Linked DNA regions of Homo sapiens: region 1 is linked to region 2. A link is an interaction called in ENCODE POLR2A ChIA-PET data of the cell type or tissue named here. Cell type or tissue: Panc1. All regions are shown on one strand.

Region 1 (2,500 bases), 90 kb before region 2:
TCTAACAAGTAACAATTGTAGTTGTTTGCAGCATAAAATTCTAAAAAACTAGATTTCTCTAGTTTTTCACAACTAGAAGCATCTTGGAGAAAATTACATCTATTACTTTACTTCTAAATCTTTTACTCAACAAACATTAAGTAAAAATCTGTAAAGAGTTGTATAACACAAAGAAACCTAAGACAAGGACTTTGACATCAATAAGTTTACCATCATCACATCTGTTCCTTTATGGTTTTTTGTAAATAACAAATAGTATGAAATAAAAACAATTTATGATTGAGGATACTCAGAATATACTCACGTAAGGAGAAAAGGTTTAGCTTCTTTAGCTATGATGTTTCTAATTTTTTCTTTTATGAGAATTATATAATTCAGCCAGCTTTACTGTTCACACAAATCAATTCTGGCTGACAAACAATTGACTTTAGTATCCATGGTGACAAGCTGATTATTTTTGAGCAAGATAACAGTATATGAGGATAGAGAGAATAATTAGACACCAGGGACTCTTCCTATCTAATATATAGATCTGGTATTCCTTCACCTTACATGAAAACTACAAATGATAGTTTTACAAGTTAGCATCAGCAATTCATTCTAAATAACAGGAAATCTGGAAGAGAAAATTATACAACCTGTGTCATAATTTCCATTTGGATGTGTAACCTCATCTATTTCTTCATTATTGGGGTCATTTTCCATATTAAGATTTTTTAACTGTACTAATTCCAGGAATCTCAGAGCTGTTTCTGCCAGCAGAGCTATGTTTTCTATAAAATAAAAAGGAAGAAAATTTATAATTACAATCTTAACTCTCTGTAAAGCTTATTAACTTTTCCTCCCTGTCTTTATACATAAATAATCATAAGCCTATGGGAAAAACAGAACTTTTCAATTTAGCATTTAACTTAATCAGATTTTAGTAACCCAGCTCATAATCTGTAACTGTCTCCAAACCACTAGTCTTATTTTTGAAACACAGCTTAAAAAAATAATAATATAAAAATAATCTAATACCTCATCTACTGAGGACCAAAAAAAAAAAAAAGCCTAATTCTCTGCAGGGACTTACCTTTTAAACAGTATCCTTGACAAGTGAGAGATATTTATTAGACTAACAAAGAAACATCCACATTAAAATAACAGATAAAGCTAAGCTTTGGCATCAGAAAGACCTGGGTTCAAATCTCAACCTTGCCACTTACTAACTTGACCATTTAAGCAATCTGAGACTGTTTCTTCACATATAAATGAAAAGTCACAACTGCCTCAAAGAGAAACCATTGTTAGACTGCTTTACAAGTGATACTCAAGTTCTTAGTGAACCAAAGTGGCAGACTGTTTGCACATTTCTACAGTTGTCTATATCTTCTCCTTTCTCTTTCTGATGACCTACAAAGACTGTCTGATATTCCTCACCACTACAAAATAACTACTTCTAATTTCTGCTGTCACATTTACTATCAATTGTATCTGCTCTTCACTTACACTTTCTTCTCCTACCTTGCCTCCCACTTAACATATGTGTTTCTTAACATATGATCACAACCGGTCAAAGACTGTACTCTTTTCCTTCTTAGCAGTGAATAGCACTGAACGTAAAGTTTAACTACCTTAAACTTAAAATAACCTTACTTTTTCCTTGCTTTCCAACATCTCTGAAATCAAAATGTACCTTATGGCAGTTGAGATCTTTGAGTCAATCAAACACAATTATTCCCTTCATCCTGGGTCCCACTCCCCACCCCTGCTAGGTTCAACAATGCTCTGAATAGAATAAAAATTTACCTCTAAGTAAGCAAGATGTAAATACCCTATAACGCCTGCTCGCCCTAAAAATGGAAAAACTCTGGGCCATATCCTGATAATATGTCAAAATTCTAGATGAATATCCCCACTTTAATGAGCAAATCTTTATTAGGAAAAGTCTCTTACTTTCCTGGGCACCTCTAAAGTCTGAGTAGATCTATGCTTATTTCCCCTTTTAAGTCCATAAACCACAGCACACTTGGAAGTTCACTTTACACAAATCTGTACCAGCATCTATGATATTTAAAAAATACTGTAAAGAAACAAATGTTGATTTTAAACTTTTATAATTACTGACACATGTATTTTAATTATATTTAACCATACACATTCAAATACACTGGCTCTATTTTAAAAGACCGCAAATTAGCCAGGCGTGGTGGCACACACCTATAGTGCTTGGAAGGCTACGTTTGGAGGATGGCTTGAGCCTGGGAAGTCAAAGCTGCAGTGAGCCATGATCTCCCCACTGCATTCCAGCCTGGGTGATCACATACTGGGCCTTGAAGAAATAACAATGCAAGGTGCTGGCACTGACCCTGGGTTATCACGGACTCTCACCATAAAGACCCAGAAGACCAAAGAAAAGCAGGATTGCTTCAAAACCAAGGTGTAGAGCAGGAGCTCTGAGAACTGAGAATTAGACCGGATACATTTGGGTCATGTTATTTAGTCTCTCCTAACCCCA
Region 2 (2,500 bases):
TTAGTGTAATAGCAGCTTCCCACTGACTAGTCTGTAATCACCATTCTTTCGTGGAACTCAATCAAGTATCTCATTACATAAAATACTGAACATTATTTTGTCATTTATTTCCTTGGTTTAACCTGCTTAAATAAATAGTTCCCCCAATTCAAAAGCAATTTAAAAAGCAACACGGTTTTGTAAATTGTATGTATTTTTTAAAGTTTGGGTGGCAAAAAGTAAATACCTTGTCTTCTTTTATACACACAATAGTATTGTATAGACTTGAGCTTTGCATGGACTGCCTTTATCTGCTTCTACAGTATTTTAATAAATTCAGCTCAGCTAAATTCTCTGCTTTCCTCCATGACCTTTCTTTACTGTGGCATTATCCTGCTGTGATTGATGGGAGCACTGTACAATGTACTGGCATATTATAAAAATTGTATTTGGGCTGCCTAACTTACTTTTGATGAAAAACTTTAGTATACCTGCTAAAGCAATCCCTATTCCCTATGAAGACCAGCTTGAGTTTCTATTCCCTTTTTCAATTTTTTTTATGAGTTTGAATGAACTTGGAATCCGTCTCAGACTCAGGAGCAGAACACACTTTATGTTTCTGCAGAGTTGTTTTTCATCACAAACCAATAAACAGTAGACAAAGCTCTCTGTGGAGTCTGCTCATCAAATCAGATCTATACTGTATCACTATTTAGACAAAATGAAAAAAGGCCAAGAAATCAGGCACATCCACAGATATATGCCAACCTCTATGATAAGGTTGTCATGACCCTGTCATGAGACAGGGTCTGTCTTCCCAGAAATAAAAAGATGATGGGACACTCTGACAGAGGTGTCTCATGCGTTGACAATTTTCTTCACAGAGGCTGTGCCATTGATCTATCTCCACTGCATTTCATTGGGAATTTAAATTATATCCAGACATGAGTATTTCTGAACTGACTTAAACTGAAAAATAGCCTTTAGTCTTTTTCTTCTTCTATGGACATTTGTTAAATCTTTGTTTGCATGTATATAGAAGCTGTCCTTAGGGGAAATAGAATTCAGCCCATGTAAGAGAGTATTGAGTTTTCATAGTATATCTGCCTAGGTTCACTCTAAGGGCTCTGCTGGTTGTTTTATCATCATAAACCACCTGGAATCTCTCAACAAGACTGGGTACTACGTAAATTACATTCCAAGACAAGAAAGCCTGTTTTAAACCCTCTTTCAAGAGAGTTTATATTGAAAAAAGGAAAGGATTCAATCATAAAAAAGTATGAGCATGACTTTGAGGGCAGTCAAAGGTGTCTCTAATCCTACGACTTGAGACTCATGTGACAGGACAATTCCATGTAGCAAAAGGGGCAGATGGAGAAAGGAGGGAACCTAGAAGTGCCAGGGAGGCAGTGTGGCATGGCTCTGATCCCTGCTCTGCCACATAGCAGTGATGTAATTGTAGTGGGCACTTCCTAAGGCCACCTCCAATGAGTCACACCCTTGCATAATCCTACATCCTTATGTAATCCTCTCCCTTTGAGTGCAAGTGGAAAGTCTGACTTGCTTCTAACCAACATAATATGGCAAATGTGATGGAATGTCACTACTGATGGAATGTAATTACGTTGCATTATATGGCAAAGCCGATTTGATGTCACTCCTATGATTTATGTATGATTTATGTTATGATATATAAAACTCCATCTTAGTTAACTAGGGTGAGAGACTTTGCTAGCTTTGAAAAAACAAACAGCCATATAAACTATCTATGAAAAGGGCCATATGGGAGGAACTGTGGGTCATCTCAAGGACCTGAAGGGGACCTCCAGCTGAAAGCCAGTAAGAAGTTGGGGCCTCAGTCATACAGCTGCAAGGAAATGAATTTTTCCAACAACCTGGATGAGCTTGGAAACAGATTCTACCCCAGTCAAGTACTCAGGTAAGGATACATCCAATCTGACACTTTGATTGAAGTCTTATGAGATCCTGTGTAGAAGACCTAGACCAGCCGTGCCCAGACTTCTCCCATGAGGACTTTGAGGTAATAGATGTATGTTGTTTTAAGGCACTAAATTTCTGGTATGTAATTTGTTATGTAGCAATAAAAAATTAATACAGTAATCTAGGAACAAGTTTTTTCTTTTTCTCTGAGTCTAATTCTCCCCATCTATATTATGGGGATAATAACATCTACTTATAGGTAGGTTTAATCATCAAATAAATTTTAGCTCTTCCTAAAATGGTAGTTGTTTTATTGTATTATTAATATTACTATTCTTTTCTGGGTACATGAGACCCAGAGCACCAGGCTAAGGGTTTCAGGAGTTGAAGTCTGATCCTGGGCCCTAGCCCACAGGAACCCAGGGAATGCCATGCATGAATAAAGAAGAAATACAGCCAGCTGTCCTGTCTCGACTTTCCTTGAGGCTGATACAGTGGTGCACTAAATCTTTTTCTATGATCTACTCTGTGCCCAGCAATATGCTAAATATGCTAGGCAGAGACAATACCAAGAGAAGTA

What was found. ChIA-PET counts read pairs that join two places held together with the same protein. Peaks named below come from ENCODE experiments on the same cell type or tissue, not always from the same donor. Only the 100,000 strongest peaks of a DNase experiment are listed, where the experiment ranks them.
Region 1: POLR2A ChIA-PET joins it to region 2 with 8 read pairs; 4 of 35 experiments call an interaction of 5 or more read pairs at or near these places.

What each region holds. Positions count from the first base shown.
Region 1 is chr3:130,729,670-130,732,169 of GRCh38, forward strand. It overlaps PIK3R4 (phosphoinositide-3-kinase regulatory subunit 4), which reads right to left. Exons shown (of 20, transcript NM_014602.3): 5 at 639-773. Among named protein-coding and RNA genes, the nearest start is that of PIK3R4, 16 kb to the right of the region's middle. In Panc1, no CTCF peak of the experiment used is centred here; no DNase peak of the experiment used is centred here.
Region 2 is chr3:130,819,667-130,822,166 of GRCh38, forward strand. The region is part of intron 2 of LOC107986023 (a long non-coding RNA gene); the gene reads right to left. It overlaps LOC105374107 (a long non-coding RNA gene), which reads left to right. Exons shown (of 5, transcript XR_001740494.2): 3 at 1,756-1,918. Among named protein-coding and RNA genes, the nearest start is that of ATP2C1, 73 kb to the right of the region's middle. In Panc1, no CTCF peak of the experiment used is centred here; a DNase peak (open chromatin) is centred at 1,445.